Linked DNA regions of Homo sapiens: regions 1, 2, 3, 4, 5 and 7 are each linked to region 6. The links are chromatin loops, found by intact Hi-C in ENCODE. Cell type or tissue: OCI-LY7. All regions are shown on one strand. Region 1 has its middle 15 kb from the start of SPIC. Region 2 has its middle 32 kb from the start of DRAM1-AS1. Region 3 holds the start of GNPTAB (N-acetylglucosamine-1-phosphate transferase subunits alpha and beta). Region 4 has its middle 7.0 kb from the start of ARL1. Region 5 overlaps DRAM1 (DNA damage regulated autophagy modulator 1). Region 6 overlaps GNPTAB (N-acetylglucosamine-1-phosphate transferase subunits alpha and beta). Region 7 overlaps LINC02456 (long intergenic non-protein coding RNA 2456).

Region 1 (4,000 bases), 280 kb after region 6:
CCATACTGTTCTCATGGTAGTGAATCAGTCTCACGAGATCTGGTGGTTTTAAAAAAGGGAGTTCCCTTGCACACTCTCTTTTCTGCCGCCATGTAAGACATGACTTCCGCCATGATTGTGAAGCCTCCCCAGCCATGTGGAACTGTGAGTCAATTAAACCTCTTTCCTTTATAAACTACCCAGTCTCGAGTATGTCTTTATTAGCAGCATGAGACTAATATAGTGCCTGTAGTTCACAATATGGTATTGTATTCCTAAAAATCTGTTAAGAGGGTAGATCTCATGTTAAGAGTTCTTTCTAGGCCGGGCATGGTGGCTCATGCCTGTAATCTCAGCACTTTGGGAGGCCAAGGCAGGCGTATCACCTGAGGTCAGGAGTTCGAGACCAGCCTGACCAACATGGCAAAACCTCATCTTTACTAAAAATACAAAAATTAGCTGGCCATGATGGTGGGCGCCTGTAATCCCAACTACTCAGTAGGCTGAGGCAGGAGAATCACTTGAATCCAGGAGGCAGAGGTTGCAGTCAGTCAAGATCACGCATTGCACCCTAGCCTGGGCAACAGAGTGAGACTGTCTCAAAAAAAAAAAAAAAAAAAAAAAGATTTCTTATTACTGGGACACCCCTGACCTACCTACCTTCCCTGACCCACCCTCCACACACAAAGGGACACAGGGAAACTTTTGGAGGTGGTGGATATGTTTATTTCCTTGATAGTGGTGATGGTATCATGGGTGTACACATATATCAAACTTATGAAATTGGATACACTAAATGTGCAGTTTTTATTGTATATCAATTATACTTCAATAAAGCTCTTAAAAAATAAATAAAATCAGGTCTACAAAAATAATAAAATAAAGGAAGCACTGACAGGAAGCACATGGAAGCAGAAGTTTAATGCATAATACCTGGGCCAAGAAAACTAGTAATGGGAAGCTGCCCACGGGATGCACAGTGAGTAGGTCAAGTTTGCTTCTCAGACCTCCAGCTCAGTGGAGAAGAGTTTAACTGAGCCATTCAACCAGATGAAAGTGACAAAATGGAGGATGGAGTGCCATACACTAGAGATTGAGGGGCCATGAATAAAACTAGGAAGTCTTCCTTCCTTGTCCTTAGCAGGTGGGTGCACATGCCATGGCAGGGAAGAATGACCCTGTTTGTAATAGGACATCATTTTTCATAATAGAGGAAGAGGGTTTTAATCTCTGAGCACTGGTATGAGCATGTCTTTATAAGGAGGAACCTGCTTACAGAAATGGGCTTTGGTCAGCGCTTTTTGCACTGAAGGCAGAGCCCAGGCTTCTGCCTGAGAGAAAGCAACTCTGTATAATCTAGGGAAGAGAGTTAGAACTGACTGGGAGCTTTGGGGAAGAATTGTCAAGATGAACCCCTCAAGCTGGCATTGGTTATAGGAGGAACTATGGGGAGAACTAAATGTTGATGGAATTGTATTAAGTTGTTGGCTGAATGATTTGTGTGATACACCCTTTTTACCCTTTCTCCTTTCTTTTTTTTATTATTTTTTTTCAAGTTCCCATTGTCCAGGGGTCATTTCCCCTTTCAATCTTTGGTAAAACTTATGTTTCTTTTTAACTTCACTGTTGTTGCTATTTTAAATAGAGATGGGGTCTCACTATGTTGTCTGGGCTGGTCTCAAACTCTTGGTCTCAAGTGATCCTCCTGCCTTGGCCTCCCAAAGTGCTATGATTATGGGTGTGAGCCATCACACCCAGCCAAAATTTATGTTTCTTACTAATGCTTTATAAGGCATTTTCTTTGTGGGGGCATGGGTGTAAATCTCAGTCCTGCTTTGAGATGAGCATGGATTGAAATAGACTACACTTGGAGACGGCCAATATCAAGTCCACCTTCCCTCAGTCACTCTGGATTGATCATGTCTTTTCCTCAGAGTCCCTGGGGAAGGTAGGGCACACAAGAGAGGGACATGAAGGAAAAGAGGACACTGGACATTCTACAGCTCCCAGAGATCAGGCCCAGGGAGCTCTTGGCCTGGACTGAAGATGGCCCATGTAGTCTGGAAAGTTTTCCTGCCTTGTGGTAATACAAATGACATATGCAGTCACCTGCCAAGCATGAAGAAAGAAAGCATTTATTTCCAGGGTTCTTTGTGAAATGTGGAGAATAAGCCATAGCTTTCAAGCTAGACTGCTTATATCCTGGTCCCTTCCTCAGTTTACTATTTGCTGGTATCTAGCCTTTATAAAGTCTTTTTATTTTCCTTCTCTAACTGTTCTAGCCTGTCTCCACTGGGCTAGTTCAAGGGAAGAGACCATGTGCCAGATAGATACCAGGGCAACAGCACCTCCCTATGGCTTCGTGGCAGGATAGCAAGAAATATTAGCACCTGGATCTACCTAAGAAAAACGTCAACCACGAAGGGGATTTGTAGGAGGTGTAAGCTTTAGATTTTTATTATCATTAAGGAAAGTGGCATTTTCCTTAGGCTGTCATCTGTTGAATGCCACATGGTTACAGATCATGAGTGGAAGTGCAGAGAAAATACAGACTCAAGATACCCACTAAAGTTTTTTTCTTTTTTATTGTAAATTGACTATTTATAATTGTATAGATTTATGGGTTCTGTAAAGAGAGAGTTGTGTGGGGAAAAAATTTATGGGGTACAAAATGATGTTATGATTTGTGAACGCCATATGAAATAATTCAGTCAAGCTAGTTAACATACCCATCACCTCAAATACTTAACTTTCTTTGAGGTAAGAACATTTGAAGTTTACTTAGCAATTTGAAATGTACAGCACTCTACTATTAACTATATTCACCATGCTGTGCAATAGAATGCACAAAAAGAGAAAACATATTCTCCCTGTTTGAAATTGTATACCCTTTGCTCATCACCTCCCCATCTCCCCCTCCTCCAGCTTCTGTCACCACAATTCTACTCTCCACTTCTATAAGTTCATTGTTTTAACTCCACATATAAATGAGAACATGTGGTATTTGTCTTTCTAGCCCTGACTTATTTCACTTAGCATAATGTTCTCCAATTTCATCAATGTTGTCACAAATTTCAGGATTTCCTTCCTTTTTTTTTTTGAGATGGAGTCTCACTCTGTCGCCCAGGCTGGAGTGCAGTAGTGCCATCTCAGCTCACTGAAACCTCTGCCTCCAAGGTTCAAGCCATTCTCCTGCCTCAGCCTCCCAAGTAGCTGAGATTACAGGCATGCATCATCACACCCAGCTAATTGTTGTATTTTTAGTAGAGATGGGGTTTCACCATGTTGGCCAGGCTGGTTTCAAACTCCTGACTTCAAGTGATCTGCCTGCCTTGATCTCCTAAAGTGTTGGAATTACAGGTGTGAGCCATTGCACCTGGCCAGAATGTCCTTCTTTTTAAAGGCTGAATAGTATTCCATCATGTATATGCAATACATTTTTTTAATCCATTCATCTGTTGATAGACAGAGATTGATTCCCTAACTTGGCTATTGTGCGTAGTGTTGCAATGAACATAGGAATGCAGATATCCCTTCCACAAACTGATTTCGAGTCTTTTGCATTAATACACTGAAGTGGGATTTCTAGATCATATAATTCTATTTTTAGTTTTTTTTCGGGGGGGGGTGGAATTTCCATACCATTTTCCATAATGGCTACACCAATTTACATTTCCACCAACAGTGTACAAGTGTTTCCTTTGCTCTACATCCTTACCAACACTTATCTTTTGTGTCTTCATTTGAAAACATTGTTTTGAAATAAAGTACAGGATGATTAAAAACATAATAATAAACATTTTAAGACGTTGTGACAGGTGAGAGATTATATCTTATTGTGGTTTTAATTTGCATTTCTCTAATGATTACAAGAAGAAAGAAAGAAAGAGAGAGAGAGAAAGAAAGAAAAGAAAGAAAGAAAACATAGGGGAAACATATAAGACATTGGTGTGGGTAGTGATATTTTGGATTTGATCCCGAAAGCATGGACAACAAAATTAAATATAGACAAATGGTATCA
Region 2 (4,000 bases), 160 kb before region 6:
CTGAACAACACCCTGAATAGTGAAGCCATAGGTTGTGGTGCTTTGCCATGGTACATATTGCTACAGCATCCCCTTGACTGTTTCTCTACTGCACTATAAATATCTTGAGGGCAAAAACTCATCTTATTATTATATTCCTGGAGCCTAACATTGTACTACCCACAGTGACAATAAATGTGAATAGAGCAATAGATAAACGAGCAAACAGCCTGGAAGGCTAGAAGGAACCAGATCTGTGAGGAACCTCATAAGCCACACTAAGAAATTTGAAATGTATCATGACATTACAGGCAGATACTGAAAGGTCTGAAAAGGGTGATAGATCAAATGTTTATGTGCAGTGTGTAAGATACGTTGGAAAGGACCAAGATTGAAGTCAAGGAAACCGTAGCAAGCTACTACACTAGTCTAAGCAAATAATTTTGAAGGCCTGAACTAAGGCAGTAATAGCAGGGAGAATGTAATGGGAAGAGGATTCAAGACCATATGGACGGGTTGACCATACATCCCCATTTGCTTCAGACAGTTTACCCTGGGTATGATTATTAGTAGTGTCCCATTTGCCCCCCAAAATGCCCTAATTTGGATGATAATTATCTATTCATACTGTACATAGGAGCCTTTTCTTTTTTTTCTTTGAGACGGAGTCTCCCTCACTCTGTCGCCCAGGCTGGAGTGCAGTGGTGCAATCTCCGCTCAATGCAACCTCCGCCTCCAGGGTTCAAGTGATTTTCCTGCCTCAGCCTCCCGAGTAGTTGGGATTAGAGGTGTGTGCCACCACGACGGCTAATTTTTGTATTTTTAGTAGAGACAGGGTTTCACTATGTTGGCCAGGCTGGTCTTGAACTCCTGACCTCAAATGATCCACCGGAGTGGGCCTCCAAAAGTGCTGGGATTACAAGTGTGAGCCACCACACCCGGCCAGGAGACAATGTTAATAGAACATGGGGTGTGGGCTTTGAGCAAAGTGAGATGTCTAGGATAATGCTCATGTTTCTGCCCTGGGTGACCCAACAGATGGTAATATCATTGACCAACCTAGGCAATCCAGGAGACAAAGCAGTAGGAGAAGTTTCTCTTTAAAATAAAAATATTTAAGTTAAGGAGCCATTGCAAAGTATTAAGTAAATTTTGGTACACAGCATGACAAGAAATTTCAAAAGAAGCACAGATGGCTGAAGTTTGGAACACTGATGGAAGGTATCACCAAGTGAAAACATCCTCCCTCCCTGGCGCTCTGAATCAAATTAGTTTCAGAGCAATGTACTACATTAGGAAACCTTCCCTATGTGCTATTCAGACCAACTGCAGACGGGCTGTCACAAAGGCCAACGAATTCCGAGTTTTGTTTCTCACTCCTTATTCTCTTCCCTTCAAGTCATTGCTGTGAATGCTCCAAACAACTGGATCACAGTTGACTGCGGTCATTGAGACAGTCAATATAAAGATATACCAAGCCACGGCCAGGTTGAGTCTGAAGACCACATCGCTTGGTTCAACTGTCCTGAGTCAAAGGTCAGTAACACCAAAATGTTCCACCACATTTAAAAGCCTCATGACTCAAGATCCTTCCTAATCTCTACTCATATTTGCCAACATCTCAGCTTTTTTCTCCTGCCTACAACATTTCAACAAGTAGGTAATTATTTAATAAATCTCAGAACATACCTTTGCTTCTTCTGGCCAGAGACCTGGGGTTTTCCCGGTTTCAGTTTCAAGGTGGCTGTTATTTAAGGGTCCAAATGCAATCAAGCAGAAGAATAAATTCACCTGCTAGAGCCTTTTAAGAGAACTTTAAAACAAAACTGTAGCTTTTCAAGTATTAAAAGGAAATGAAAGACTGAACTAAGCTCAGTATTCATTTTAATATGCGTGTTAAAGGTTATGTTTGCAGCTGTCAAAGCACTGGCCAATTCTAAATACATCACTCTTCACCTTAAATCAGATGTCTTAGGTGGCACCCAGAACCTGCTACTCTGGGCTGACCCTGAGTAAAAGGATTGTTAAAGAAGGTGAAGTTAGTCTTCCAGGCTTTCCTGTCACTCATGCTGATATTAGCCTGATGAGCAAGGGAGAGCAAGAGAGCTGGAACCCAGGAGCCAGAGTCCTCACCACTTCCTGCTGCTGCTTCAGCTCCAAGAAGACTAACTTACATGCTGCTGATCTGATATCACATCCATACATGTGACAAGACTGAGGACTGAGGAAAACAACCCAATTCAAAAACGAACTGAACAGATGTTTCTCCAAAGAAGATATATAGGTGACCAATAAGCACATGAAAAAATGACCAACATCATTAATTCTTAGGGAAATGCAAACCAAAATACTATGAGATATCACCTCACACCCATTAGGAAGGCTACTAACCAAAAAAATGGAAAATATGTCAGGTGCTATGGTTTGTGCCTGTAATCCCAGCTACTTTAGAGGCTGAGGCATGAGGATCTCTTGAGCCAAGGAATTGGAGGCCAGCGTGGGTAACATACCAAGACCCTCAAATCTCAAATAAATAAATAAATAGGAAAAAACAAATGTTGGCGAGGATGTGAAGAAATTAGAATCCTTGTGCACTGTTGGTGGGACTGTAAAATGGTACAGCTGCTATGGAAAACAGTATGGTGGTTCCTCAAAAAATTAAAAATAGAATTTCCATATGATCCAGCAATCCCACTTCTTGGTATATACCCAGAAGAATTTAAAGCAGGGTCTCAAAGAAATATTTGTACACACATGTTTGTAGCAGCATTATTCACAATGTGGAAGCAACTGAAGTGTCCATCAACAGATGATTGGTAAACAAAGTGGGTATAAATGTACAATGGAATCTTACTAAGCCTTAATATGGAAAAAATTCCAACACATGCTACAACATGGATGGTGCTGAGACATTACGCTAAATGAAATAAGCCAGTCACAAAAAGAGAAATGCTGTATGATTCCACTTATATGAGGTATCTAGAATAGTCAAAATCATAGAGCCAGAAAGTAGAATAATGGTTGCCAGGGGCTGGGGCAAGAGGGAATCAGGAGTTATTGTTCAATGGGCACAGAGTTTCAGTTTTACAAGATGAAGAGGGTTCTGGAGATGGATGGTGGTGATGGTTGCACAACATTATGAATGTATTCAAAACCACTGAACTGCACACTTAAAAATGGCTACGACGGCCAGGCGTGCGTGGTGGTGGCTCACGCCTATAATCCTAACACTTTGGGAGGCCCAGACAAAAGGATCTCTTGAGTCCAGGAGTTTGAGGCCAGCCTAGGCAACATAGTGAGACCCTATCGCTACAAAAAATACAAAAATTAGCCAAGCACGGTGGTGCACACCTGTAGTCCCAGCTACTTGGGAGGCTGAGGTGGGAGGATCACTTGAGCCCAGAGGTTGAGGCTGCAGTGAGCCAAGATCACACCACTGCACTCCAGTCTGGGTGGCAGAGTGAGATCTGTCTCAAAAAAAAAAAATCACCAAGATGATAAAATTTATGTTATATTTTACCACAGTAAAGTAATAATAATGGTCACCAAGAGTGTTCAAACATAATAATAAAATGATAATAGTAATAAATTAAAATAACTTTTTTAAAAAGTGAGCACTGAGGACTTCTTTTACCCAGCCCTGTGATAGCCTAGATGGTCCTTTCCCTGGGCCTCACCATGACTTCTCCTTTGGGAAGTCCAGACAGACGGACGACAACCCCCAGTCCCTCTTACCGCACCATCCAGAAGCAAAAGATACCAGGAGTTGAGAGTCATAAGAACCCACACCTCACAGCCACCAGAGCCTGAATCGTACTGAAAGCCTGCTGCACCCTGTCTCACTGCGCAGTGGAATCCTTGGCCTCTTCAGTGCTCCTCCTCAGGCTGTGGTGGTTGCAGGAGAACTGATATGGCTTGGCTATGTCCCCACCTAAAATCTCATCTTGAATTGTAATAATCCCCACGTGTCAAGGGGGGCCCAGGTGGAGATAATTGAATCATGAGGGCGGTTTCCCCCATA
Region 3 (4,000 bases), 58 kb before region 6:
CGGCTGACCGCAACCTCTGCCTCCCGGGTTCAAGTGATTCTCCTGCCTCAGCTTCCTGAGTAGCTGGGATTACAGGCATGTGCCACCATGCCCTGCTAATTTTGTATTTTTAGTAGAGATGGGGTTTCTCCATGTTGGTCAGGCTGGTCTCAGACTCCTGACCTCAGGTGATCCACTCGCCTCAGCCTCCCAAAGTGCTGGGATTATAGGCGTGAGCCACCGTGCCCAGCCTAATGCAATATTTTTAAAAAATCAAAATTAATGGTTGGGCGCAGTGGCTCATGCTTGTAATCCTAGCACTTTGGGAGGTCAAGGCAGGTGAATCACTTGAGGTCAGGAGTTCAAGACCAGCCTGACCAAGATGCTGAAACCCCATCTCTACTAAAAATGCAAAAATTAGCCGGGGGTGGTGGCATGTGCCTGTAATCCCAGCTACTCAGGAGGCTGAGTCAGGAGAATTGCTTGAAGCCAGGAGGCGGATGTTGCAGTGAGCTGAGATCACGCCACTGCAACCCAGCCTGGGCAACAGAGCAAGACTCTGTCTCAAAAAAAAAAAAAAAACCCAAAAAACAAAAAAAACAAAAAACATTACTGAAGAATATCCATGAAAAGCAAAACACCCAAACTTTATGTTTTATTTTACGTTTTAAATTTTTTTTTTATTTTAATAGGAACAGGGTCTGTTACCCAGGCTGGTCTCAAACTTCTGGGCTCCCAGACTCCTGGGCTCAAGCTATCCTCCCACATTGACCTCCCAAAGTATTGGGATTACATGCATGAGCCACCACACCCAGCCCCGATATCAAAACTATAAACAAAGACAGAATCTCACTCCAAACTTGCATGACTCATTTCACAGTACCTTCCCCTAATCTTGGCCCTGTTCTACAGCCTAAGTACCTGGTTCAAATCTCAATTCTGTCATTTACTATTTGTGTGATGTTAGATAGTTACTTTTTTTCATCACAGTTTCTTGATCTGTAGAATGGGGATAATAATGGTATCTCCATTATAAGATTATTGTGAGGATTAGATGAGCTGGGCACATGGCAGATGCTACATAAATGTTGGCCATTATCCTGAGAGTCCTGTTGAGTGGCAGATGTTTTTATATCTGTTACCATGCTTTTTTACCCCTTCTGATTAAGTCCTCAGATCTGTTATCATGCTTGAAAAGACCTCAGAACTATATGTGTCTTGTACAACTGCAATAATCTTTTGCCATGTACATATAGCATATATCAATCATCTTTTTTAAAAGAAGGATTAAAAGAAGTGACTGCAAAGTGTAAAAAATCTTGCCTTGGATTGGAGTGAAGCTAACCCCTTTTGCAAGTCTGTTAATTCCACCTGACCATCAAACTGAGGGTGCGAATTTGAGTATTTCCTGAAGCTGGTTCCCAAGATATTTTTAAAAATGCTTTGAATGATGGCAACATTAGATAAGTGTATTGTTTCCCAGGGTGACTAGGAAAAAAATCTTATTGACTAGGGTGCATTGGGATTAAGAAAAAGATCTCCCTTTCGTAAATCAGAGGCACCAAGGAAAGGATCTCGTGGGAAAAACCTGCTGTCAAAGTCGGATTACCTGGCCACCCCTGAGCTGGTTCCCCTCCAGTTCATCGCATGATTTCTATCATAACAACTCTTGTATTTAGTGGTTTACATGTTTATCTCCCCCACTAGACTCTCTGAGAACAGTAGCCAGGTCTAGTTCATTTTTGAATACCTGACACCAAGCACTATGCCACCTAACAGGCACAAATTACATATTTAACGACTAAATGAATGAACGAAATTCGGTTTTGGCAGATTTAACCCAAAGGTTTCCTCTTTCAAACAATATAGTTGGGGGTTGGAGGAAAGGAGCCACATACAGCATCTCCTTTTAGCACTCTGCAGAGAATGCTAAGTGCAGAGAAGGTTTTATGCACAAAAATATTCATGGCATTATAGTACCGTCTATGGCACAGTCTCGACGCAGGGGGCAGTTTTCTCTTGGTCGCCTGCCCAACCGGGTAAGTGGATCCCAGCTCAGCTCCGCCCCTCCCAGCCCAGCCCTCAGGGCCCGCTGCGCAAGCGCAGGTGGGGAGGGCGCGCACCTTCCCTATGCCCCTCCGTCCTCCAGGTGGCGCTGGAGACCCCGCCGCCGCCGCAGCCGCCTCTCGCCCGGCCAGACCCGGGCGGCGCCGGCCGCCTCGCCGGCCGCAGGTCCGCCTCCGCCGCGCCGAGGGCGTGGGCTCCCGGCTCCCGGAAGCGGCGGCCGCGGCGCGGAGCCGAGCGGGCGTCCGTCGCCGGAGCTGCAATGAGCGGCGCCCGGAGGCTGTGACCTGCGCGCGGCGGCCCGACCGGGGCCCCTGAATGGCGGCTCGCTGAGGCGGCGGCGGCGGCGGCGGCGGCTCAGGCTCCTCGGGGCGTGGCGTGGCGGTGAAGGGGTGATGCTGTTCAAGCTCCTGCAGAGACAGACCTATACCTGCCTGTCCCACAGGTATGGGCTCTACGTGTGCTTCTTGGGCGTCGTTGTCACCATCGTCTCCGCCTTCCAGTTCGGAGAGGTGAGTAGCGGCGCCGCAGCCTGGACCGGGCGCCTCGACCCTGCACTGCCCTCGCCGTGCCCCGCGATGCCCCGATACAGTATGTATTTTTTCATTATTAGAGACGGGGTTTTGCCATGTTGCCCAGGCTGGTCTCGAACTCCTGAGCTCAGGCGATCGCCCTGTCTCGGCGTCCCCGAGTGCTGGGATTACAGGCGTGAGCCACCGCTCCCGGCCAAATACAGTATTCTTTATCATAAACGTGTGCAGAGACTATGAGCAAGTCAGAACTGGAAAAAGGCATGTATGTGATTTTAGATATTGCTCCCTCGCCCACCGTTTTTTAAAAATAGAGACGGAGGTCTCCCTATGTTGCCCAGGTTGGTCTGGAAGTCCTGGGCTCAAGTGATCCTCCCTTCTTGGCTTTCTAAAGTGCTGGGGTTACAGGCATGAGCTACCGCACCTGGCCCAAGAAAGCCACTTTTAGCAACGGGGAGGAAAGCTGTATTTTTAAGTGGTTTGAAATCTGTTCCTTAGTTTTAGTTTTTTTCTTTTTCTTTTTTTTTTTTTTTTTTGGTAGGAGGTTACAAAAGGTTTTAAAATTTAACAGAGTAGTTTTTAGAAATGCCACAGTATACATTTGCTTGAAGTCTTTACCCATGCTGGATTGTAAGCTCCGTAAGAGAAGGTGCTGTCTGTAAATACTGTAACCCTGGCCCAAGCACAGTGCCAGGTACTGCCAGAGAATGCAGTGCAAGTGTTTGTTTAATGGCTAAATTATATGGCATGAATTCTGAGCATGTACTTTTTTAGTAGTTCTTGGTTCTAGAGGCTGGGAAAAAATGTCTTACCATAAGGGTGAGAAAGCTCCAGATTTGTAAGTGTGAAATATGTACTTAATATTATAGTACTTGCTCGTCTTTGTTTCATGTGTTGCAACTTAATGTATCTGTGTGTAGTTAGGTGCCTTATTGCTTTTGTGTGATTTTTTTGGCCTTGATTAATTTTGAGTTAACTGTTTATTAAGTCCCATGCAGTGTGAAGATGACTTAAAGGCATCAGGTGTTAGAATTCTTCATTTTATTTTATTTTTTTGAGACAGAGTCTTGCTCTGTTGCCCAGGCTGGAATGCAGTGGCTCCATCTCGGCTCATTGCAACCTCTACCTCTCAGGTTCAAGAAATTCTCCTACCTCAGCCTCCTGAGTAGCTGGGACTACAGGCGCGTACCACCATGCACAGCTAATTTTTGTATTTTTAGTAGAGATGGAGTTTCACTATGTTGGCCAGGCTGGTCTCAAACTTCTGACCTCAAGTGATCTGCCTGCCTTGGCCTCCCAAAGTGTTGGGATTACAGGTGTAAGCCACCGCACCTGGCCCGAATTTTTCATTTTATATCCTTTTCTTTTTGCTTTCATTCCATGCTTGGCTGTTTACCAAAAGAGAGACATTTTGTTGCAGTCCTGAA
Region 4 (4,000 bases), 360 kb after region 6:
AGAGCACTGGACTTCAACAAAATTAAAAACTTTTGGCCAGGCGCGGTGGCTCGAGCCTGTAATCCCAGCATTTTGGGAGGCCGAGACAGGTGGATCATGAGGTCAGGAGATCGAGACCATCCTGGCTAACACGGTGAAACCCTGTCTCTACTAAAAATATAAAAAAATTAGCTGGGCGTGGTGGCAGGCGCCTGTAGTCCCAGCTACTCAGGAGGCTGAGGCAGGAGAATGGCATGAACCCAGGAGGCGGAGCTTGCAGTGAGCAGAGATTGTGCCACTGCACTCCAGCCTGGGCGACAGAGCAAGACTGCATCTCAAACAAACAAACAAAAATTAAAAACGTTTGTGTGTCAAAGGGCATGCTCAACAAAGTGAAAAAACTCACAGAATGGGAGAAAATATTTGTAAATCATAAATCTGATAAGGATCTAGTACACAGAATATATAAAGAACTTTTACAACTCAACAATAGAAAAATAATCCAACTAAAAGATGGTCAAAAGACGTGAATAGACATTTCTCCAAAGAAGATATATGTATGTCCAATAAACATGTGAAAAGATTTTCAAAATCATTAGTTTTTATCAGCAAAATTCAAATCAAAACCACGATGCAAACCACCTGCTAGGATGGCTATAATTTAAAAAGTGGAAAATAAGTGATGGTGAGAATGTGGAAAAAACAGAACCCAGATGCATTGCTGGTGTGAATGTAAAATGGCATAGCCACCATGGGAAATAGTTTGGTAGTTCTTCAAAAAGTTAAACATACATATGACCCACCAATTCCACTCCTAGGTATATACCCAAGAGAACTGAAAACATATGTACCCACAAAAACTTGTGCAGAGATGTTAATAGCATCTTTATTCAAATAGCCAAAAAGTGAAAACAACCCAATGTCCACTAACTTATGAATGGATAAACAAATTGTGGTATGTTCATATAACAGAATATTATTCAGCCATAAAAAGGAATGACATATTGATACATGCTACAATATGGATGAACCTTGAAAACATTATGCCAAATAAGCCAAACACAAAAGAACAAATACTGTATGATCCTACTTATATGAACTACCTAGATTAGGCAAATTCATAGAGAAAGAAAGTAGATTAGAGGTTACCAGAGGCAGGAATTTGGGGCAAGGACTAGAGAATTATTACTTAATGGGTATAGACTTTCTATTCAGGGTGCTGAAAATGTTCTGGTATTAGATAGTGGTGACAGTTGCAAACCTTGTGAATCTACTAAAAACCACTGAATTGTACATTTAAAAATGGTGAGTTATGGTATGCGAATTGTATCTTAATTGAAAAAATAACAACCTTTAGTCTAAAGAGAAATTCTGCTTTGTTGGCAAAATACATGTCATTAAAAGGAAACATGTTTGAAACACACTATACACATCCTAATTTGGGAAACTCAACACACCTACTTATGATCTCAAATTGCTCCTAAATTTAAAATACAATTATAAATATACATAGTTATAAGCCCTTATGAAGCCTATATTATACTTATATATTTATACTTATTATGGGTTTCTTCTTTGTAGAATAAAATCTGAACAACAGAATGTAACTTCCAATAGGCAATGGAACACACATAAATGCTAAGTTCTTTGGAAACTACAGCAAATACTTGAGGCATAGGTATGTATTTGAAAAGAAATTTATGAAATGTATAGATCATGGCTCAGTTACAAAAGACATCATAATTTAGTTATTCCAGGCCAAGTTAAATTATCAAATTTGCTGTCCTGGCTTTGTTGTCTAGTTTGTTTTTACTTCTTTATGTGTAATTGAGGTGGCTGAAATTGAGGATTTTTCTAGCTTTAAAATTCTGAGCTTATTTGATCTTATTGTGACTTATAGTCAAAGGAGTTTTTGAATTATTTTATTTGCTTGAACTGCATTAAAACATTCACATTTTAAAATTTAGTGATTCCTGGACTATAAGATCTGAAAAGGATGAAACTGCCCTCTCAGCTTTTAGTAAACTGACCAATTGACCTGATTCTAGTAGGAATTAGTCTGAAACAACACCACCACCTGGTGGCTTCTCTTCAAATATCACAATTTCCTTGAAGATGACGGTTTGGCTTCTTGTATCAAATTAGGACAAGTGCTTCAGTTACGACTATCTTAGGAAACAAGTTTAATCATATTGCAGAATATATGCTTAAGAACTAAACTAATATTTAGGGCCTTGGCCTCAAAAACTTATTTTGTAATTTAAATATTTGTTTAATGGCCATGTACAGGAACAAAATAGTGAACAAATAGACAAAAATACTTGCATTCATAGATCTTACATTCTAGTGAATGTAAGACAATAAATAATCAGCATAATAAGCAAGTAAATTATAATCTGGTGAGAAGTATTAAAACATCAGGCTAAGGGTAGGTTGCAATTTTTTTTAAAATTATACTTTAAGTTCTAGGGTACATGTGCACAAGGTGCAGGTTTGTTACATATGTATACATGTGCCATGTTGGTGTGCTGCACCCATTAACTCGTCATTTGCATTAGGTATATCTCCTAATGCTATCCCTCCACCCTCCCCTCACCCCACTACAGGTCTCGGCGTGTGATGTTCCCCTTCCTGTGTCCAAGTGTTCTCATTGTTCAATTCCCACCTATGAGTGAGAACATGTGGTGTTTGGTTTATTGTCCTTGTGATAGTTGGCTGAGAATGATGGTTTCCAGCTGCATCCATGTCCCTACAAAGGACATGAACTCATCCTTTTTTATGGTTGCATAGTATTCCATGGTGTGTATGTGCCTCATTTTCTTAATCCAGTCTATCATTGATGGAGATTTGGGTTGGTTCCAAGTCTTTGCTATTGTGAGTAGTGCTGCAATAAACATACGTGTGCATGTGTCTTTATAGCAGCACGATTTATAATCCTTTGGGTATATACCCAGTAATGGGATGGCTGGGTCAAACGGTATTTCTAGTTCTAGATCCTTGAGGAATCACCACACTGTCTTCCACAATGGTTGTACTAGTTTACAGTCCCACCAACAGTGTAAAATTGTTCCTATTTCTCCACATCCTCTCCAGCACCTGTTGTTTCCTGACTTTTTAATGATTGCCATTCTAACTGGTGTGAGATCATTGTGCTTTTGATTTGCATTTCTCTGATGGCCAGTGATGATGAGCATTTTTTCATGTGTCTTTTAGCTGCATAAATATCTTCTTTTGAGAAGTGTCTGTTCATATCCTTTGCCCACTTTTTGATGGGGTTGTTTGTTTTTTTCTTGTAAATTTGTTTGAGTTCTTTGTAGATCCTGGATATTAGCCCTTTGTCAGATGAGTAGATTGCAAAAATTTTCTCCCATTCTGTAGGTTGTCTGTTCACTCTGATGGTAGTTTCTTTTGCTGTGCAGAAGCTCTTTAGTTTAATTAGATCCCATTTGTCAATTTTGGCTTTTGTTGCCATTGCTTTTGGTGTTTTAGACATGAAGTCCTTGCCCATGCCTATGTCCTGAATGGTATTGCCTAGGTTTTTTTCTAGGGCTTTTATGGTTTTAGGTCTAACATTTAAGTCTTTAATCCATTTTGAATTAATTTTTGTATAAGGTGTAAGGAAGGGATCCAGTTTCAGCTTTCTACATATGGCTAGCTAGTTTTCCCAGCACCATTTATTAAATAGGGAATCCTTTACCCATTTCTTGTTTTTTTCAGGTTTGTCAAAGATCAGATGGTTGTAGATGTGTGGTATTATTTCTGAGGGCTCTGTTCTGTATCATTGGTCTATATCTCTGTTTTGGTACCAGTATCATGCTGTTTTGGTTAATGTAGCCTTGTAGTATAGTTGAAGTCAGGTAGCATGATGCCTCCAGCTTTGTTCTTTTGGCTTAGGATTGACTTGGCAACGCGGGCTCTTTTTTGGTTCCATATGAACTTTAAAGTAGTTTTTTCCAATTCTGTGAGGAAAGTCATTGGTAGCTTCATGGGGATGGCATTGAATCTATAAATTACCTTGGGC
Region 5 (4,000 bases), 140 kb before region 6:
AAAATAAAACCAAAGGCCACTGTCCATTCACAGATCGCACTCACTACGTGATATACATAATCCTAATGCAATAATAAAGAAACAGAATTTAGCCGAAAAAGACTCACTTTAATGTACATACTGAAATACAATGAGGAGTTTCAACCAAAGGAAAAAGCTGTCCAGTGAGCATAAGTCAGAACTTTGAGGATATACGGTAAGCACAACCACGTTACTAAGTGTCAGGGCACCTGCCCACTGAGAATGCGAAGGCAGGTATTCCAAAGTTCTTTCTGGCTCGCACAAACTCTTGTTTTAAGATTTAGTTTGTCACTTCAAAAGGTAGACTAAGGACTGCAAAATGGCTGAGACTGGGAAGCAAATTTGGACTCAACAGAAGAAAGAAATTTCCATACAAGGCATGACTTGGTCTCGCTCTGCTGAGAATCCCTAAGTGTAAGGCTATGCTTAACAAGCACTCTCGCAGTTGTTCCAAAGAAAGTGTGTACACATCTAGATGAACTTGGCCAACTAGTCCCCTAGGTTTCGTGTTTCCCTGTTTATATAGAAATGATCATTCAGGAAATAGTTCTGCTTAACATCCCAAGGTAAATACAGCTACAAAGAAAATGCTAATAATGGACATCCACATGTTAACTGTATATCTTCTTGGAGGCAAGAATGGGAGAATGGAAGCCAAGGAGAATGGCTTCAATCAGATGTTCCAAACTCAGTTGCCTATGGAGGCCAGAAAATTAACAATAATAAATAAAACTGATGGTTGTGAAAAGAGAGGGAAGTTAGGGAGCCCACGCCTCATCAGCTCAATTCCATGGGAAAATAATACACTAGTGTTGCTTTCAAAGGGGTTTAAAAAAACAAAACCGTGTGTGTGTGTGTGTGTGTGCGTGTGTGTGTCTGTGTGTCTGTGGATGTGTCTGTGTGTGATATCTCCTGATTTTTCAGTGCTGGAAACTAATTTTAAAACTCTGTTGCAATGGCTCACACCTGTAATCTCAGCACTTTGGAAGGCTGAGGCAGGAGGATCACTTGAGCCCAGGAGTTTGAGACCAGCCTGGGCAACATAACGAGACAAAAAAAAATTAGCTGGGTGGGGTGGCCTGCGCCTGCAGTCCCAGCTACTTGGGAGGCTGAACTGGGAGGATCACTTGAGCCTGGGGGATAGAGGTTGCAGTGAACCATGATTGCGTCACTCTACTCCAACCTGGGTGACAGAGCAAGACTCTGTCTCAAAAATAATAATAATAATAATAAAATAAAAATAAATAAAACTCTGAGTCAAATATGCATGTCTGCATTCTGATGTTAGCTCACATGCCAAATGAGGCCTGGGGACTGTCAGTGTGCCCCCTCTGATTTCCTACGTCACTTTCTGCTCTGCTGAAATGAGCAACTACCCCTAACTCCCTACACCCCCATGCCTTCTGAAGCTGCATACATGGGCTGCTCTGCCCTTGGCATGTGCTGTTGAGGGCTGAGCCCACTGCTCTTCTACCCCAAACTGCTGTAGGCTACAAGGGTAAGTAAATGTGCTGGATCACAGGGCAGCTCCATGGTGACAGTTGTTTTCTTTGATCCTGTTTTCATCCAGACAGATCGAGTGGAGGCACACCAAGCCCTCCGAGCGTCACTCTTCACTCTCCTTGTCATGGTCACACTCACCCACTGTTTTCATGCTAGGTCACACCGAGGAGGACCTGACCAGCCTACAGTAGGAGATACAGAACAGAGGCTTCCTCCTTCTGGTACCAGTACCAGGGGACCTGCCACATCCCGTATCATCCCTGAACAAGGAAGATGGCTTCTAAAAATAAAGGCAGAACTTTGGGGGGAATTTCTTAAGCATGATATTAGTGAAAGTACATGGAACCAAGAGTCCTGAATGCAGGCAAAGCCCTAATATCCTTGCTATGTGAAATGAGACAGTGACATTATAATTCTCACCTCCCCCTACCAAGTAAGTCACTGCATATAAATGTGCTGTGAAAGCTGTAAAGCACTACACAGAAGTTTGAGGCAGTACCTAAATGATTATTCAGTGAATTAATGTAAAGGGAAATTTTTTTACATCCTTTGATATTAGGAACAGAAGGAAATGCAAGAGTGGCGCAGTCATTTATGGAGTGAATAGAAAACCATGTGCTTTTCACATTTTTAAGATAGAAAGTGGAATATAACAGATTTTTAACTGCCTGGGAATATACTTCGATAAGCCCTTCCCAGCAGCGGGTTTGTGATAGAAGGTCTCCCCCGAGTGGCTGAAAAGTAAAGTACACCTGAACTGCTCCGCTATGCGGTCTCACTTTCAGAAAGAGGTTCTCTCCAACGGAAAGAGGAACTGAACCCCCTTCGCATGATGGGGCTAATTCCCCATATATAAGAAAGAAAAAAACCTGCCTTTTGCCTAGGTCTAACCTATTGACGAATTTGACCATTTTAAGGTTAGATTTTAAAGAAGGCTTTTTTTTTTTTTTTTGAGATGGAGTCTCACTCTTGTTGCACAGGCTGGAGTGCATTGGCATGATCTCGGCTCATTGCAGCCTCCAGCTCTCCAACTCCTGGGTACAAGCAATTCTCCTGCCTCAGCCTCCCAAGTAGCTGGGACTACAGGTGTGTGCCACTACACCAAAAATTTTTTTTTTTTTTAGTACAGACAGGGTTTCGCCATATTGGCCAGGCTAGTTTTGAACTCTAGCCTCAAGTGATCCACCCGCCTTGGCCTCCCAAAGTGTTGGAATTACAGGCCTGAGCCACCGCACCCGGCCAAGAAGCACTTTTTGATCTCCTGTCTGGATCATTCTCTTCCTCACCATCTTCTGTCTCTCTCTTGTCTTGGCAGGCTTCCATTACCTGCCAGAGTTCTCCATATTGGGAAATCCTGCTGTCTCCTCTAGCCACCCTGGTGTTCCTCCTTTACCTCTTACCTCCAGTCCAGAACAGGACTCAATAAACATTTGGTTGATAGCTGAATGAAAGAACCATCCCTCTCACTATTTAACTTCTTGCCATTGGCTTCTAACCTCGGCGTTTTACTGAAACTACTTTTTGACAAACATCACTGACTCCCTTATTGCCCAAATTGAGGGACTTCATTCCTAAAGGCTATTCAGCTGCATATGCCATAGTTAGCCATTTCCCTTGCCTTTGAAAAATGTCCTTTAGTCTCTGGGATCGTATCTCCTCTCATTCCATCGTTAGGATTAATTGCTATTGCTTCTGCATTTCCACAATGTGTTGTCTGAAGTCCAGTTCAGCATTTTTTTATTCTTCAAAGTATTACATTTAGCCATTGACAACTGGCTGTTTGCCCCTCTGAACTATAAAATCCCTCAGGATCCTCTATCCCATGGCCACCCTGCCCTCTATAATCTTTCACAGTCTTGCATGTGGTAGGGACTCATCAATGAGGTCTACCATACAGCACAAGTCTAGTTCTTCTCTCTGGTCCATGATCCCTTTACTTCTCCTTTGCTGGAGGTATTCTTCCACCTGATCCTTGGGGGAAAGAATCCTCTGTCTCTCACTAACTCTCTTCTTTCCTGGGGCATCCTTGATTCTCCTATAAGGCGTCTAGATGAACCACTACTACAGGTATCTAACAGGATGGGTTGATCTCAATGTCAAACATTTGGTTCCATGTGTTCTGATGCTTGGTCCAAAATGTCCTGGTCTACCCCATACTCTAACAACTCTACCCTACACTCTGACGACTCCCAGTCCCACCAGAAGTCTAGGCCCACCGGAGTGCAAGTGATCCTTCCACCTCAGCTTCCCAAGTAGCTGGGACTACAGGCGCATGCCACAACGTCTGGCTAATTTTTGTAGAGGCAGGATCTTACTGTGTTACCCTGACTGGTCTTCATCTCCTGGACTCAAGCAATCCTCCTGCCTCAGCCTCCCAAAGTGCTGGGATTACAGGCATGAACCACAGCACCTGGCCTAGGCCCATGTTTCTAACCTCGATATCTCATCATATCCTCAGAATCATCAACTCTAACCA
Region 6 (4,000 bases):
GAATCACTTAAAGGCACTAATTTGGTTTTCAGTTGGTCTTAGCAGACGTGGGGTTTTTTTCCTAACAGATTTTTAATGATTTTAAATCAAATGAATCCAAAATGAAAGTAGATTACACCTTCTGAATTTGTAAGCACTTTAAAGTTGTTGGGAAAATAACTTCTAATAGGAAAGCCTTGTTATTTTGGATTTGCATGTTCTTCTAGACCAAATTTTCTCCACCTTTGCACCATTCACAGTTTAGACCTGTTGCCGCTATCCTTGGGGGACTGTCCTATGTATTGTAGGATGTTTAGCAGCATCCCAGGTCTCTGTCCTTCGGGAGTATTTGCAGATATGTGATTGTTTAGACAACTTGACGCAGCCTTTCTTTTTGGCATTGAAAAATGACCAGTTTGATATCATGATTTTTAACTAAGGCTTATCTTAAAATACTATTTTGTCTGCCTCAAAAGGATACCTTCTCTTTTGCACTCATTATTTTTGCTTGACTTAAAAACATGCATTCAAACTTACCTGTATTTGTTGGCTACTATTGTTTTTAAAGCCAATTTTTAAATATAGGCTACAATGCTGAGAACAGTAGAACGAACTGTTGAATATTCTCACTTATAATAAGCAATATCTTAAAGTGGCTCTATGTATTTTATATTAATATGCTCTAATCTTGCCTTGATAATCATTTATAGAATTTAAAAGTGAAGATTATTTACACTGCTTTTTCAATTCTTATATCTTGTGACTTGGTCAGTTATACTGAATTATACTGAATTTAATACTCCTGGGATTGTTTTATCATCCCTGTCCTATGTGATACACTGTACAAAATGTAAAATGTTAGATTTGCTTCCAATATATACTTACATATGTTCATATTATATCTAGAAGTTTGTGAAGTATCAAGCACTTGAAATCTGGTTTCCATATCTGTCATGCCATTGAAATTGGTCTCCATTGACCTACTAATTACACATTCCACTTAATTTTGTTTCTTGTCCCTTAATTTTGATGCTTGTTGTCTTTAGAAATATACCAGAATTAACATATTTTTCTGAATTAACATTTTTTTCTTGGGTTCTACAACACTGCTTCTCCTGACCATCATCTATATTGTCTTTCCTTGACTCAAATTGATCCACCAGTTGCTCAGTCGTTGTAGCCTACCCAGGCCCTGGCCTCAGCCACCATTTAGTTCTCCCTCTGTCTGTCTTCCCTTGCCTCATACTCCTACAAGTACCAGGTGTATCAGTCATGTTGTTCTAGATGATGCTGCTAGAACAAACATTCTGGAATCTCAATGGCTAAAAACAACAAAGCTTTATTTCTTAGTCATGCTACGTGTTGTTCACTGTGGGTCTGTAGGGAGTGGGTATAGAAGTTGTTCCCTTTTGCAGAAACTTATAATTTATGTAAATTTAAAATTTAAAATAAGATGCCATATATGGAGGCAGTTGCCCACAATTGCCCAAGCCACAAACTCCAGCCTTAGGCACAAACTACAGCTGCTCTTCCCACACTACCTTCTCTCTTCTGACAAAAGTAATGATGATGTCCAGGATTGGGGTGCCACCTAGTGGCTGTCAGAGGGTACTTCCCCACCCTTTTTACAGTGGCAGAAAATCTTTCTCATACATATAAATATTACCTTAACCTCATTAATCTTCATCTCTTTCCGAATTATTGTATAGTTACTATAGACAAACCTCTTCTTGCTCTTTTATGCATATATAATTAGAAACCAACCCTAGGCACTAAAAAGAATAGTTTTAGTGATATACCTTCTTATCAAACAAAGAGCCAACACAAGTTATGAAATTAAACTAGACACACCCCTTCTTCGAGGTTACGCCAAGCCAGTGCCTGGGCCTGAAACTGGCCTGCAGCCCCTCAGCTTCGCCCACTGCCTTCCGACCCTGGACCTTCGCAAAGTGAACGAGCTTCGGGACTTCGTGAAAATGTATAAGCAGGATCCGAGCATTCTGCATACCAAGGAAATGTGCTTTCTGAGGGAGCAGGTGGAGAGCATGGGGGGTGAAGTACCATGTGCTACTCAGAAAGCTATTATAAATCAGAAGAAAATATCAAGGAATTAAAAACAGGTAGTAAGAAGGTGGAGGAAAACATAAGCACAGACGAACTATCAAGTGAGGAAAGTGATCTAGAAATTGATAACGAAGCTGTGATTGAACCAGACACTGATTCCCCTCAAGAAATGGGAGATGGAGGTCAGGCCTGGTGGCTTACGCCTGTAATCCCAGCACTTTGGGAGGCCGAGGCGGGCAGATTGTATGTCAGGAGACCAGCCTGGCCAATGTGATGAAATCCTGCCTCTACTAAAAATACAAAAAATATTAGCTGGGCATGGTGGTGCTTGCCTGTAATCCCAGCTACTCGGGAGTCTGAGGCAGGAGAATCACTTGAACCCGGGAGATGGAGGTTGCAGTGAGCCGAGATCACATCACTGCACTCCAGCCTGCACGACAGAGTCAGACTCCGTCTCAAAAAATAGAAATAAAAATAAGTAAATAAATTGTTCTAGAATAGTGACTTTTTCTCTCCAGGGAGCCCTCAGAAATGCTTTGGGGGTGCTGTGAGAGGGAGGAAAGGGACAGGAAAGGCCAGAGGGTAGACAGGGACCCAGGCAGACTACTAATCCCCCTGTGTGGCCTGCCTCCCAGCACCCGGCACATATGCTGAGGCAAGTTGGTGACTCAGTGAGAACCAACTTAGTGAGTACTAAATATGTGCCAGGCACTCACTAAGTAAAAGAGGTGAAAGTGGTGAGTCAGGAAGACAGTTACATGCATCTGCAGGTGCTCACACATGCACCTGCACCTAATCTGTGAGAAGAGTTAATGGCCTACATCATAAGGGGAAAAGATATAAATGAAATTTCTAACTCTCACCTCTGGTGTTCTGGACTACATACGCTCAGGAAACTGCTTAGAAAATGAGCTAAGAATAGTCATGCAGCAAATAGAAGAGCTCAGAATAAGCTCATAATAAAATTTGTGTTTGCTTTGTTTTATAGATTGAGAAAGAAGACCGTAAGCTCTTTTAGAAGCACTAGTTCAGCAGAAGGATTTTACTGTCCTACATTTGTGGTTTTCAGGCCTCTCCCCTTTTCCTGAGTGATGAAAGCCTCTTCATAGGAAGTTGTGTGATACAGAGTCAGAACAGAAAACAGATAAAGAGTGGTGTGGACTTTCGTAGGGGTGGCAAAGCCTGTTTGTGGAACTTGATGTTTGTGATGTTCACGCTTAGATTTATGATTGCCCCAAAAGCTTTGCCCCAAAAGGTAGTTTTCCCATGGAAGCACTTCAGGCAGTCCTGCCGAAGGTGCTCCTCCCAGGCACGTGGCACAAAAGCTGTTCAGACACCCCACTAGCAGATGTACTTGTCACCAATTCCAGCAAGGTTAATTACATTGCAGATTTTTTGCCCAATATAAGCAGATTGGTAATATTCTAGAAGAAAAGTCACAGAACTGTTGGCCAGCAGGTGTACTTGCAAAGAAGTCAAAAATCATTTGAGCCAACATTGAAAAATTGGGGAGATTTCATACAACAGTTGGGGATTCTTGCCTCTCAGGAGATCTGGCAGCACTTGGTGCCATTGAGTGGTTGCAGCTCTCAGATGGCTCTGAGGTGTCCAGTTTGCCACTGCCTTTACCATTCCTTCTTGTTTTTAGACGCCTATTTTTTTAACATTCATTTGGGAAATGCATCTGGTCTGTGTAGGTCTTTTTGTTGTGTTTTGATATTGTCTTACCATTTCAAGATTAAAGATCAGGCCAGTTGCAGTGGCTCACGCCTGTAATCCCAGCACTTTGGGAGGCCAAGGCAGGTGGATCACCTGAGGTCAGGAGTTGGAGACCAGCGTGGCCAACATGGTGAAACCCTGTCTCTACTAAAAGTACAAAAGTTTGCCGGGCGTGATGATGCAGTCCTGTAGTCCCAGCTACTCAGGAGGCTGAGGCAGGAGAATCGCTTGAACCCGG
Region 7 (4,000 bases), 710 kb before region 6:
TACAGGCTTGAGCCACAGCACCCAGACAGGACAAGATACTATTTTGAAGGGTATGTGCTTCCCAGGTAGAGCATTACAAAGGGCTCTTCTGGATGCAGCATCCCCGCTGCAATTGAGTGTCCTAACTTCTGTTTATAAAGGGGACCCCAACAGGAAGCACCCTGAGAAGTTTCCCCAGTTAGCCACCTTGAGGTAAAAGATTGAGTCTGGGGCTCCATGCCCTGCTTTCACGGAGCATAATAAAACTTCCTTAATCAGCCCACATGAAGTATGTGATGCTCTGATGAACCTGCATTCCTAGAGAGTTCACTGCTCCCCAGAAACAAGATCTTGCCTCAACTCTTACAGTGAAAAATCTTTATCAAGTGTAATCATTAAAATCTACCTCCCAAAGTATAAACACTGCAATTAAGCTTTACAAATGGAATATCTGGAAAGGTGAATAGATGATCAATAGGTACCTCAGTTCTTACCCAGGCCTGCCTCTTGTGGGCCTAGGCTCTGATGTAACCCACGTCTGCTATTACATATTTACCTTGAGGCACTGTGCCATTCCCAGAGTTAATCACAGACTTAGTTACACACAAATCTTTGTGTACAAGGGAACATGAGGAAATTAAGACTGTTTTCAAGTCATCCAACTGTGTGAAGGAGGCTACTGACGGGGAGTGGGAGGTAAAAGGGTTCCACAGGTAGGACTCTGAGCTCACAGCCACAGCCTCATCTCCCACATCCCCCCATCACTGTGAACTTTCTCATGCCTACGTAAGTTTGCTCATGCTGTTCCCTCTGCCTGGAATAGCCTTTATCATTGTTTTTCCATCTTGGTGGTGAATTCATGCTTCAAGGCCTAACTCAGATGCTTTTCTGTCTGCCAACCCCTCTTCAACATTTCCAGTCTCTATGAAAGACTGAAGTGAAAAATGAGTGAGCTTAATGGAGATCAAAATTATCTAGAAATGTAATTAATGCATTTATATGGTGGCATCTTTTTATGTAGAGGGTCTTTGTTCCCTGTCTTTATGTTGTGGCTATGTATTTGTTTTTCTAACACAATGACATGTTATTGTAGTGATTTCCAAACATCAGGGTTTCAAACACCACCTACAATTGTGTGTCATAACGGTCGGCCACCTGTCAAATTATTTACTTACTTTAAATATATATGTTTTTCTTGACTTGATGTTCTTAAGACTTATATACATACATTTTAAAACTAAACTTTAAAATATCTTTTTTAAATATAGCATCATTTGCCTTAAATAGAAGTTTTGCTTAAAAGCAAATTCCATAAAAACAAAATAGGAACTTCTGTCTGGAAAGATTTTGGACTTGAGATTCACTTTTTGGTTGTTAAAACGAGAGGTTTTTGCAACACAAAGGATAAATGTTTGAGGGGATGGATACCCAATTCTCCATGATGTGTTTATTTCACATTTCATGCCTGTATCAAAATATCTCACGTGTCCCATAAATATATATACCTACTACATACCCACAAAAATTAAAAATTAAATTAAAAAATAAAATAAAGAGAGACTAATGAGTGCTAGGGAAGCACTGAAGACAGACTAGCGCCAAACTGAGACTTTCTCCTTTGGAGATTCAGGATCAGAAAGGGAATTGTAAATGGAATCATCTCTATACTTAAGTGATTCTTTAACGCCACGTCTTTGACCAGGGGTGTTATAACCCACATTTTGAAAACTAACATGATAGAAATACTGCAGAACAGACAAGGAGACTGGGTTTGAATTCTATTTTGTGAGCACCTAAATTTGTCTTGCTTCTCGAGAAGTCATTTTTCTATCCTCCAACAGCCCCTCTTCCTGGTCTTATTTTTCTTATAAAATGAGGAGGTTGGTTATTTTACTCTTAAAGAGTTTGTGCAATTTTTATATTTTACCTTTATCATCATTTGTTTTCCAGACTTGCATTCATTCAACAAAATGTTTTGAGCTCATGCACCCGGAGTTAAGTGCTGGGAATATGGCCATGAGGAATCCATCCATGCCCTGATGAAGTTTATGATCTTTCTTTCCCCCTTATCAATCTTCCCCTTTTTAAACTACAGTGAGTTGAACATCTATCTTACTTATTTCAAAAGACTTAATAAAACTAAAGATAAGTGTAGCTTAAAATGTATTTAAATCCAGAGCTTTCAAAAAAAAAACCCACTCCTGCCAGAACGCATCCACGGTCAAGAGTGCAGTGGCAGTTTCTCAGAAGTCCACTAGAGGGCGCGCACATTTTTTTATTCCCCAAGAAAGCATTTATGTGGGTCCTGCCCCTGAAGTTTGGCGTTGGTGTCTCTTTTCCCCACATTTTATGCAACGTGGGGCAAGCGTGACGAGTCCTCAAGTTCTCTCACTCCACCAACCCATCCTTACCCCATGCCGTGACTTCTCCTCTGCCATAACGAAGAATTACTTTGCTCACACAACCACAACAGTTTCGTTTCTGTTTCCAGTATTTGCCCTTTTGACATTTTAGAAGAAATAAGATCCAAGTTTGATGTTGAAAAGAAAGCATTGATTTCTTTAGTGAGAGGATTTCTCCTCCCTATTTCTGTTTTCCCTAGTCGTGGGCGAAACACTTCTTTAAGGAGTTAGAGCAGCTCCTTTGAGCAAATCTTCCTGGGGAATCACAGGAATCTTTCTGAGCAGATGTTTTGGAGCTGACATTAGGCCCCTTGCTCGGCAGCATGTTGAGTTTTTGAGGCCCTGTCTTTCCTCTGAGTTTTATATTCTGAATTGACAAGTTCTTGACCTCCAACATTAGTTTGAGCAACCCATGACCAACCCTCCTCACAAACCATGATCCAAAAGAAACATCCAATAGTTTCCCCCAAGTTCTTTGCCTGGTGGTTGCCCTAGAACCTTAAGCCTCACCCTTTATTTGATTCCAAAATTCCCTTACCTCCAAATGTCCATTCTGAGCTTTCCTTGGGAGTAAGCAAAGACATTCATGAAATAAATTGTAAATATGCCCTATTGTACATGGATATGAAATTACCTTTTGGATGAACGCCTCTCCAGTTAACACAGGAAAGACTGGGAACATGGCTTGAGAAGAAAAAAAAAGTTGGGGGGAAGACAGGGAGGGCCTCCTTGCCCACCCCACCCCTGCTTTCTGTGTACCTTAGCCAGCTCACCCTTTAAGGAAATGAACAATTTTTTCTGTGTGTGTGCGAAAGGTGTCAGAAGTTTTCTGAGGCTGTAGCTTTATGCAAATATGCTACTCAAGAAGAAGGCTTTAGGGGAGAGTTATTTATATCCCACAGGCATTACACATGCAAAAGGTGAAACTGTGAATCTCTGAATTTCCAGGAGTGGATGTTCTTATGATAAGCACATCCTTGCGGTTAGCTATTTTGGTGGCCATATCTCACTGTCAGATTTTTGCAGGCAGGAGACTACATAATCATTCCATACTTTTATAATGACCCTAGATGTTTCTCTCCAATGGGACTTCATAACCTGAACTCCTCTTGGGCTTTAGATTTACTACTACCTTGGATTTGTAGTAATAGGTGCATTCATTTCTTTTACTCCTAAACAGGTACATCACTTAGCCATTAAAAAGTAATCTGGTGGCATGTTTATTGCTCTTTCATTTTCATATTGACTCCTGGAATTAGCCAAGAAAATGACCTTTTCTCTAGGAATTATTGCCCTGATCCATTGCTGGCTCACCCTGTCCAAAAATATAGACCATTCTCCAAATTGAAATATACATTAATCACCTCAGGAAATTGCTTCCCCCATTGGAAACTGATAGCTCTCATTGGAATGTTTCCAAAGCACAGCTGATGACAATTACGACTCACTGAAATTTCAGTTTTCTTTGATTGTGACATAAAAACTAGGACATAAATTAAAACCTAATTATCCTTTAAGGGTAATTGGGGTTACAAAACCGAGAGACTGTGAGTCAGTGTGTCAATATCGCTGGAGTACAGCATCTGTCCCCAAAACAGCCTTTCATATGAAATGCTTGT

Evidence for each region. A loop is a pair of places that touch in the nucleus more often than their neighbours do. Peaks named below come from ENCODE experiments on the same cell type or tissue, not always from the same donor. Only the 100,000 strongest peaks of a DNase experiment are listed, where the experiment ranks them.
Region 1: it touches region 6 in a loop (9-fold over the local background); 10 of 110 quality-filtered maps call a loop at or near these places.
Region 2: it touches region 6 in a loop (8-fold over the local background); 9 of 110 quality-filtered maps call a loop at or near these places.
Region 3: a loop joins it to region 6, with 7 times the contacts of the local background. A loop is called at or near these places in 102 of 110 quality-filtered maps.
Region 4: it touches region 6 in a loop (7-fold over the local background); 35 of 110 quality-filtered maps call a loop at or near these places.
Region 5: a loop joins it to region 6, with 5 times the contacts of the local background. A loop is called at or near these places in 12 of 110 quality-filtered maps.
Region 7: a loop joins it to region 6, with 6 times the contacts of the local background. A loop is called at or near these places in 8 of 110 quality-filtered maps.

Annotation. Positions count from the first base shown.
Region 1 is chr12:101,488,802-101,492,801 of GRCh38, reverse strand. No RefSeq gene overlaps it. Among named protein-coding and RNA genes, the nearest start is that of SPIC, 15 kb to the right of the region's middle. In OCI-LY7, CTCF peaks have their summits at 2,121 and 2,332; a DNase peak (open chromatin) is centred at 2,331.
Region 2 is chr12:101,929,779-101,933,778 of GRCh38, reverse strand. No RefSeq gene overlaps it. Among named protein-coding and RNA genes, the nearest start is that of DRAM1-AS1, 32 kb to the left of the region's middle. RefSeq lists enhancers at 1,639-1,748, 2,109-2,228, 3,048-3,127 and a silencer at 3,338-3,387. In OCI-LY7, no CTCF peak of the experiment used is centred here; DNase peaks (open chromatin) are centred at 1,298 and 1,868; H3K4me3 peaks cover 1,958 bases; H3K27ac peaks cover 2,218 bases.
Region 3 is chr12:101,829,114-101,833,113 of GRCh38, reverse strand. It overlaps GNPTAB (N-acetylglucosamine-1-phosphate transferase subunits alpha and beta), which reads left to right and starts at 2,155. Exons shown (of 21, transcript NM_024312.5): 1 at 2,155-2,555. The coding sequence starts at 2,439. RefSeq lists silencers at 1,973-2,372, 2,729-3,023. In OCI-LY7, a CTCF peak has its summit at 1,972; DNase peaks (open chromatin) are centred at 2,053, 2,773, 2,983 and 3,243; H3K4me3 peaks cover 2,334 bases; H3K27ac peaks cover 1,735 bases.
Region 4 is chr12:101,412,781-101,416,780 of GRCh38, reverse strand. No RefSeq gene overlaps it. Among named protein-coding and RNA genes, the nearest start is that of ARL1, 7.0 kb to the right of the region's middle. In OCI-LY7, CTCF peaks have their summits at 1,829 and 2,049 (motif pointing left); a DNase peak (open chromatin) is centred at 2,060.
Region 5 is chr12:101,916,171-101,920,170 of GRCh38, reverse strand. It overlaps DRAM1 (DNA damage regulated autophagy modulator 1), which reads right to left. Exons shown (of 7, transcript NM_018370.3): 6 at 1-62. Among named protein-coding and RNA genes, the nearest start is that of DRAM1, 41 kb to the right of the region's middle. In OCI-LY7, a CTCF peak has its summit at 2,244; a DNase peak (open chromatin) is centred at 2,310.
Region 6 is chr12:101,771,335-101,775,334 of GRCh38, reverse strand. All of the region lies in intron 7 of GNPTAB (N-acetylglucosamine-1-phosphate transferase subunits alpha and beta), which reads left to right. It also overlaps the pseudogene ST13P22. Among named protein-coding and RNA genes, the nearest start is that of SYCP3, 34 kb to the right of the region's middle. In OCI-LY7, CTCF peaks have their summits at 1,386 and 1,588 (motif pointing left); DNase peaks (open chromatin) are centred at 1,554 and 2,804; H3K4me3 peaks cover 2,051 bases; H3K27ac peaks cover 2,383 bases.
Region 7 is chr12:102,482,904-102,486,903 of GRCh38, reverse strand. LINC02456 (long intergenic non-protein coding RNA 2456) reads right to left here. Exons shown (of 13, transcript XR_007063427.1): 11 at 3,016-4,000. Among named protein-coding and RNA genes, the nearest start is that of IGF1, 4.3 kb to the right of the region's middle. RefSeq lists enhancers at 2,460-2,519, 3,052-3,111. In OCI-LY7, CTCF peaks have their summits at 1,997 and 2,196 (motif pointing right); a DNase peak (open chromatin) is centred at 2,263.